2 separate regions of the Homo sapiens genome follow, and region 1 is linked to region 2. Evidence: chromatin contacts called from ENCODE Hi-C or POLR2A ChIA-PET data. All regions are on one chromosome and are shown on one strand. Each heading gives the region's core, a stretch centred on a gene start or an enhancer-like site at or near the end of the contact. The rest is flanking DNA. Distances are from core to core; before and after follow the strand shown. Region 1 has its middle 17 kb from the start of ANAPC5. Region 2 holds the start of MSI1 (musashi RNA binding protein 1).

What was found. A loop is a pair of places that touch in the nucleus more often than their neighbours do. ChIA-PET counts read pairs that join two places held with the same protein, here RNA polymerase II (POLR2A).
Region 1: a map of lower leg skin shows a loop between it and region 2 (13-fold over the local background). The contact joins the enhancer-like site here to the promoter of MSI1 in region 2. A Hi-C loop is called at or near these places in 1 of 168 maps with a recorded cell type or tissue (lower leg skin). POLR2A ChIA-PET finds 5 or more read pairs at or near these places in 2 of 52 experiments (A673 and activated T-cell).

What each region holds. Positions count from the first base shown.
Region 1 is chr12:121,367,712-121,372,070 of GRCh38, reverse strand. No RefSeq gene overlaps it. Among named protein-coding and RNA genes, the nearest start is that of ANAPC5, 17 kb to the right of the region's middle. Within about 2 kb of position 2,615, at least 2 of the 41 ENCODE cell types and tissues checked have a DNase peak (open chromatin) inside an H3K27ac peak, as active enhancers do.
Region 2 is chr12:120,367,034-120,371,105 of GRCh38, reverse strand. It overlaps MSI1 (musashi RNA binding protein 1), which reads left to right and starts at 1,942. Exons shown (of 15, transcript NM_002442.4): 1 at 1,942-2,073; 2 at 2,233-2,273; 3 at 2,833-2,914; 4 at 3,014-3,098. The coding sequence starts at 2,015.

The DNA of each region.
Region 1 (4,359 bases), core at 1,366-3,865, 1.0 Mb before region 2:
TGATTTACCCTGCATTCAATAAGAAATTTATGTTTGTACAATGCTTTATAGTTTTCAAACACTTTTTTTATTATTTATTTTGAAGTAGAGAAGGCAAGTGTTATATTTCCAATTTCAGAGGCAATAAGAAAGCTAGTGACATGGCCAGGCATGGTGACTTGCACCTGTAATCCCAGTAGTTTGGGAGGCCAAAGTGGGCAGATGATTCCAGCCTAGGAGTTTTAGACTAGCCTGGGCAACATGGTGAAACCTGGTCTCTACCGGAAAAAAAAAAAAAAAGAAAAGAGAAAAAAAAAATAACTTGATGCAAGAGCAATTGCGGCTTTTGCCATTACTGTCAATGGTAAAAAACCGCAATTGCTTTTGCACCAACCTAAAATACAAAAATTAGCTCGGGATGGTGGTGCACCCCTGTAATCCCAGCTGCTTGAGAGTCTGAGATGGGAGGATCACCTAAGGCCAGGAGGTCAAGGCCACAGTGAGCTGTAACTGTGTCACTGCACTACTGTACTCCAGCCTGGGCAACAGAGAGAGAGAGAGGAAGGAAGGGAGGGAGGGAGGGAGTGGGGAGGTGGGGGGCCCGTCCTGTTGGCTCACACAAGTAATCCCAGCACTTTGGGAGGCCAAGGCGGGCAGATCACGAGGTCAAGAGATCAAGACCATCCTGGCCAACATGTTGAAACCCTGTCTCTAATAAAAATACAAAAATTAGCTGGGCATGCACTCCTGTAGTCCCAGCTACTCGGGAGGGTGAAGCAGGAGAATCGCTTTACCCTGGGAGGCGGAGGTTGCAGCGAGCCGAGATCGCTCTACTGCACTCCAGCCTGGCAAAAGGCAAGACTCCATCTCAAAAAAACCCAAAAAACCAAAAACAAAGAGAGAAAGAAAGAAGGAGAGAGAGAGAAAGGAAGGAAGGAAGGAAGAGAGAGAGAGAAAGAAAGAAAAAACAGAGGCCAGGCACGGTGGCTCATGCCTGTAATCCCAGCACTTTGGGAGGCCGTGGCGGGCGGATCATTTGAGGCCAGGAGTTCGAGACCACCCTGGCCAACATGGTGAAACCCCGTCTCTACTAAAAAATCCAAAAATTAGCTGGGCATGGTGGTGCACATCTGTGATCCCAGCTATTCGGGACGCTGAGGCAGGAGAGTCACTTGAACCTGGGAGGTGGAGGCTGCAGCAGGCTGAGATTGCACCACTGTGCTCCAGCCTGTGTGACAGAGCAAGACTCTGTCTCAAAAAAAAAAAAGAAAAAAAAAGAAATCTGGTTTCTATTCTGCCATGAAAGGGATGGGTGACCCCCAAGGCCTCAGTTTCCTTATCCTAAAGAACTCAAATTATTTTTGAGAAGGTCACCAGCCAAGTAGCTTTTGTTATAAAATGCAGATGTTCATATTTTTTTCTAGTGTGGTAAAATTCCCTTAACATAAAATTCACCATTTTAACCTTTTTTTTTTTTTTTTTTTTTTTTTTGAGACAGTCTCACTCTGTCGCCCAGGCTGGAGTGCAATGGCACGATCTTGGCTCACTGCAGCCTCTGCCTCCTGAATTCAAGTGATTCTCCTGCCTCAGCCTCCCAAGTAGCCTGGATTACAGGCACACACCACCACACCTGGCTAATTTTTGTATTTTTAGTAGAGATGGGGTTTCGCCATGTTGGCCGGGCTGGTCTTGAACTCCTGACCTCGTGATCCACCCCCCTCAGCCTCCCAAAGTGCTGGGATTACAGGCGTGAGCCACCACGCCCGGCCTTAACCATTTTAAATGGTACAATTCAGTGGCATTTAGTACCTTCACATGCAACCATCACCGCTATCTGTTCCAGAACATTATCATCTGCATATGGATTATCCGGAAGAGTTAAATCCATAGAGACAGGAAGATTGGTGGTTGCCAGGGGCTGGGGAGAGGGGAAAGTGGGCAGTGATTGCTTAATGGGTACAGAGTGTCTTTTAGGGGTGATGAAAATGTTTTGGAACTAGATGGAGATGATAGTTGCCCAACATTGTAAATGCACTAAATGGGACTGAATTGCTCACTTTAAAATGGTTAATTTTACCTCAATTTAAAAAGAGAAAGGGGAAAAAGATAGCTTTGTTTATTAATTAATTAAGCACTTCAGCTGTAGAGAGAGAGAATTTAGATTAATGGGCTAACTCAATGAGACCCAGCCTAATGCCCCCATTACATCTACAGAACTGTGCCCTGAGATTTTAATAGTAGAGACCAGTTAGGCTATCATGAGCTTTCACGTCTCAATGTATAGTTAGAGGACTCGTATTCTCAACATCACCTGGGAGCCTGTTAGACATTCACAACCCCAGGCTGCCCCAGACCAACTGAACGAGAATTTGTACTTTTTAATTTTATTTTATTTTTGAGACTGAGGGAGTCTCCCTCTGTCGCCCAGGCTGGAGTGCAGTGGTGCAATCTCAATTCACTGCAACCTCCGCCTCGTGAGCTCAAGCGGTTCTCCTGCCCCAGCCTTCCAAGTAGCTGGGATTACAATGCATGCCACCACACCTGTCTAATGTTTGTATTTTTAGTAGAGACGGCGTTTTGCCATGTTGGCCAGGCTGATCTCAAACTCCTGGCCTCAAGTGATCTGCCCGCCTCAGCCTCTGAAAGTGCTGAGATTACAGGCGTGAGACATCGCGCCCGACACAGAATCTGTATTTATTTAACAAGCTTTCCAGGTGATTCACTTGCACGTTGAAGTGTGGAAAATCACAGTTATAGGAACGCTGAAGTGGTACAAGCTTACCCCACTCTAGGCAACCAAATATATATTAACATAATTTCAGTTTTGTTTTTGTTTTTTTTGAGATGGAGTCTCACTCTGTCACTCAGGTTGGAGTGCAGTGGCACGATCTCAGTTGACTGCAACCTCCGCCTCCTGGGTTCAAGCAATTCTCCTGCCTCAGCTTCCCGAGTAATTGGGATTACAGGTGCATGCCACCACGATCGGCTAATTTTTTTTGTATTTTTTTTTAGTAGAGATGGGGTTTCCCCATGTTGGCCAGGGTGGTCTCAAACTCCTGACCTAAAGTGATCCGCCGGCCTTGGCCTCCCAGAGTGCTAGGATTACAGGCCTGAGCCACTGCGCCCGGACATAATTTCAGTTTTTTACAGAGGATGCATTGCGGTATGACTGCTTGCTTAACAGGCTCCCATTAGTCTTTAATTTCCAATCTCCCTTAAGGCACTGGAAAATTTAACCACCATCAAAAGATTTAGCAGTGATTTTCAAGGAACTCAGCTTCTGAGTAGATGAAAGTCTTTACAATACAAAACACACACCAGCGGCCAGAAAATGTTAATATAAGCTTCCAAGTCAGCCAGGGAAATTGCCTTCTTATGTGAGATGTGGCAGAATTTATTTAAGGAGTGACGTGCCTGTAATTCCAGCACTTTGGGAGGCCGAGGCGAGAGGATAACTTGAGCCCAGGAGTTTGAGAGTAGCCTGGGTAAGATAGGAAGACCCATCGCTACAGAAAATTTTAAAAACATTAGCTGGGTGTGGTGACACGTGGCTGTGGTCCCAGCTACCTGGGAGGCTGAGGCGAGAGGATCACTTGAGCCTGGGAGGTCAAGGCTGCAGTGAGACTGGATCAATTATGCTACTGCACTCCAGCCTGGGTGATAGAGTGAGACTCTGTCTCTGAAAAAATAAGCTAAAGAAAAAAGAGGCCGGGCACGGTGGCTCACGCCTGAAATCCCAGCATTTTGGGAGGCCGAGGCAGGAGGATCACCTGAGGTCAGGAGTTTGAGACTAGCCTGGCCAACTCGGTGAAATCCCATCTCTACTAAAAAGACAAAAATTAGTTGGGCACGGTGGCGCATGCCTGTAATCTCAGCTGCTCAGGAGGCTTGAGGCAAGAGAATTTCTTGAACCCGGGAGGCAGAGGTTGCAGTGAGCTGAGATTCCACCACTGCACTCCACCCTGGGCGACAGAGCGAGACTCTGTCTCAAAAAAAAAAAAAAAAAGAAATTAAATGTTTTAGAGTACACCTCTGAATAGGATTTTTTTTTTTTTTTTTTTTGTGACAAGGTCTCACTCTGTTGCCCCCGCCTCCTGGGTTCTACCCATTCTCCTGCCTCAGCCTCCCAAGTAGCTGGGATTATAGGCGCTCACCACAATACAGGGCTTATTTTTGAATTTTTAGTAGAGATGGAGTTTCACCATGTTGGCCAGGCTGGTCTCGAACTCCTGACCTCAAGTGATCCGCCTGCCTCAGCCTCCCAGTGTGCTGGGATTACAGGTGTGAGCCACCGTGCCAGCAGGATTCTTTTTTTTCTTTCTTTGTTTCTTTTTTTGAGACGGGGTCTTCCTTTGTCACCCAGGCTGGAGTGCAGTGGTG
Region 2 (4,072 bases), core at 693-3,192:
GTCCCCAGTCCAGGGGATGCTGAGAAACTGTGGGGCAGAGTAGGGGACACAAACAGGAAAAAGCAAGTTTGTTTCTAGTGTTATGCTCACAGGGTGGCAGGATATACCTGCTGAGCATTCCCAGAAGGTCCCCAAGGAAACCATTACTGTAAGTCTCTCACTTTCTTCTCTGCCTGATGGTTGGGGTGGGGAGAGGGAAGGAGGGCTATCAAGAGGGGGATGGGCACCCTTCCAGAGGTCAGAGTTATGATGCCCAGGAATAAAAGGTGTTGAATTCAGGATGGAATGTGAAGGTGAACAGCAAAGGGCTTGTCAACATGGGTTGTCACTGGATTACACCGGATGGATTAAGGTAGGGATGGGGGAAGGAGTAGAAGGTGAGTTGGGAGGGAGGGGCTTGTGTGGCACTGAGACCCCCAGCAGGGATGGGGAGAAGGGGTGTTGGCCACCTAAGCTTCCTGGTTTGATCCTTTTTTGGCTGGTTTCAGCTGGGGAAGTGAAGGGTCCTAAGGCTTGGATATGGAGAGGTGGGAATATGGAGAGGTGGGGATATGGAGAGGCGGGGATAAGGAGAGGTGGGGATAAGGAGAGTGGCCCCGCAGCTCCCCTGGTGAACCAGAATACTTTCTCAGGGTTGTTCCCAGGCTGGAGGGAGGGAATTTTAGGGGTACGTAAGGTGACTCCAAGGAGCCTTGGGTGCAAGTACTGGGGGATCCCAGAGACCCAGAAGATGGGGGTAGAAAGGAAGGTGTTTGCCTTCACGGGGAGTAGCCTCAAAATAAGAGGGACTGAGGGAAGTCATTCCAAATGCAGTGGGTAGGTAGTTTAGGCTCTTCCAATGGGATGGGGTGGAGCTTAGACCTCTGCAAAAGAAGGGGGTCATTCGGAGGGGACGGTGCACAGCTGAGGCGTTGGGCTCCTAAACTGGAAACAGGAGGCTCTAAGAGGCACTGCCTTTTCCTCCAGCCTCGGTGTGGTGGGGGTGGTGAGTGTCTGGAACCGGGTTTCCCGAATCAGGACAGGAGTCTGAATGGATCTCACAAAAACCGGCCAGGGAGGGAGAGAACCAGGGGAGACTCCTCACACCGGGAGGTGGGGGTGGCGGCAAACTGAGAACCCGGGCTTGGGGCGCGGGATTTTCTCAACAGACCATAGGGTCCACTAATGTGGACGGCAGGGATTTGGGGAAACTAAGGGGGACTCTCACTTTGGACACCAAGGGCTGAGGACGGATTGGGGAAGAGGATACGGTTTCTACTGGGGTGCTGATGGAGGTTCCCCACTCGGGACGCGAGGCACTGAGTGGGTCCCCCAAACTGGATATGGGATCCTGGGAACGGAGCGAGGGCTCTAAATTAGAGCCCTGGGGTGGGGGTGGGGGGCTGTAAATTAGGTTGGGAGGAAACTGGGGGCTCTGAGGGCGGCTTCTCGCTCCGACTGGGGAAATGGAGCATGTGGGGACTGGGGAGCACTAGGGCTATCTCCCGCCCGACCCGAGGAGATTGGGGTTCTCTTCAATTCTGGACAGCAGGGACCTGAGAGGGAAGACCGGGGGGGTTCCCGATCCGGAACCGAGCTACCTTGAAGGCACCGGGAAGCGCTTCATTCCGGGAGGGCGTTCCCGCGGCCGGGCCCCCGCGCCGGGGTGGGTGGGGGGTGCGGCCGCGCCCTGGTCCCGGCCCGCACCGGGATTCGGGGGTCTCGCTCGGCCCCGGAGACCCAGGAGCCCCGCGGGAAGGGGGTCCCGGCGCCGCCGCCTCCGCGGGCGCCCGGGCTCGCGGGCGAGCGCGGGGCTTTATGCGCGCAGGGCGGCGGGGGGAGGAGCCGGCAGGTCGGCCCCCGGCGGGCCCTCCCCTCGGCCGTCCCCGCCCGCCCGCCCGAGCGGGGTCGGGGGAGGGGGCAGCATGGCCTGTCCGTCCGGCCCCCTTCGCCGCGCTCCTCATCTGCCCCGCGCCGAGCGCCGCCGCCGCCGCCGCCGCCGCCGCTCCGCTGCCCGCGCCGCCCGCGGCTCCCGATGGAGACTGACGCGCCCCAGCCCGGCCTCGCCTCCCCGGACTCGCCGCACGACCCCTGGTACGGCCCGGCCCGGCCTGCTTGGCCCGCGCCCGCCCCGGCCCCGCCAACATGGCCGATCCGGGTCCGGCCGGGCCTCCCCGGAGCCCGGGCCCGCGCCCCCTGCGCCCTGGCGCCCGGCGCTCACGCGGGCCCTTTGTGTCTCTCCTCCTCCCGCAGCAAGATGTTCATCGGGGGACTCAGTTGGCAGACTACGCAGGGTGAGCGAGCCCGGGAGCGCCCGCCGGTCCGGCAGGGCACCCCGGACCCCCCGGCGCCCCGGACCCGGACACCCCAGCCCGGCCCTGCGCCCTGCTGACCCCGGGCGCCCTCGCGCCCTCTTTCGCGCCCCGCCCGGAGACCCCGAGAGCGCAGGGCGATCCGCGAGCGCACCCGGCCCAGCGGGTGGAGGGGAGCAGATGAGGGGTTCAGGGGGTATCGGGGGGTGGGCTGGGCCCCCGGGACCCGCCGGCGGCAGCGCCAACTCCGCTCGCACCTGCGGCTCAAACTTTTGTGAGGCTGCTCCCGGAGCGGCGGGAACCCGGCCGGAGCCGTCCCCCTTCCAGCCCAGCTCGGCCCTCGGCTTCCCGGGGCCCCGGTGGGCGCCAGGAGGCTCAGCGGGAACGGGGCGAGGGCGGTGGGGGGCGGCGGCAGTGGAGAACGCGCGGGCAGCTTGGCGCGGGGGCGGCCGGGCCGCTCCGGGGTCACCGGGGGCAAAGGACGGGGGGGGGGGAAGGGCGCGGGGCCCGGGCTGGTCCGAAGGCGGGTGTGTGGTTACAGAAGGGCTGCGCGAATACTTCGGCCAGTTCGGGGAGGTGAAGGAGTGTCTGGTGATGCGGGACCCCCTGACCAAGAGATCCAGGTGAGCCCCTCACCCCCTCCTCCTGCTCCCGGCTCGCCCCCCTCCACCCGCCACTCACTGCCTTGTAACCATCTGCCTCTCCCTCACTACGGCGCGCAGGGGTTTCGGCTTCGTCACTTTCATGGACCAGGCGGGGGTGGATAAAGTGCTGGCGCAATCGCGGCACGAGCTCGACTCCAAAACAGTGAGTGGCCCTCGGGGCTTCGGGGGTCCTTTGGGAGAGGGAGGCTGCCGGAGGAGAGGGTCAGGACTCTCCCCAGGGGACAGCTGGACGGGGTCCATGAGGAAGGAGGGAGTTTTTCTGAGTAAGAGGGCTGCCATGCTCTGAAACTTTGTCACTAGAGTTGGGGGGGAGAGGGAGGAGAAAAATCCCTGGCCTGCCATGAGATGCTACATCCCCCCTCCCCTAGTCCTGGTGAGGGGAGAGGCAGCCGCCACCCTCTCCCTAGAAGTACTAATCATGATGCCTCAGAGCAGAGCTTGGGGTGGGGCTAGGTCCCTCCCCCAGCCCAAATTGGGTGAGTCAGGGTAGCACTGACCCACCCGGTGGCTTCTGTGAACTCTAACTAGTATTTGGCTCTGCGACACCCCCTCTTCATCCAGACCAATGGCAAAGCATCCCTTGAAGCCCCCTCCCTCTCTCCTTCCCTCCTCCCCCGACTTTTGGTCAATGAGCTCCTTGCTTTGTGTGGAAGACAGGGACCTGCTTTGCCCACGGAGGGGATTTATGAGAAAGGCTCTAGCTTGCCTGGAAACGACCCTTCGGAAGACTAGATCTTAGGAGAAGCTGCTTGGTTGGCATTCAAACTCATGGAACATTTTGCTGTTGTCCCACAGCTCCTTCGTGTCTTAGACCCTGCAGGGGGCGCTGGCTCCAGGGCAGATGGAAAAGTAGAAAAGTCAGAGGAGGGGGTTACTCCCATGTGATGGGGGTGTCTGTCTGCTGGGGGCAGGGATAGTGTGGATCTCTTCTCTCCATGCTTCCCTGCTGTCCCCCAGCCTTGGGCCTCTCTGCTTGGGTCAGTCCCTGGCTCCCGTTTACCTGCAACAATAGCTGCTTGTGCCCAAGAATTTGTCAAATTACCGCCTGTCCCCAGCTCCTGTTATCTCTGCCCAGTGGCTCCCGCTCCCGCTCGCAGTAATGAGCAAATGAGGCCA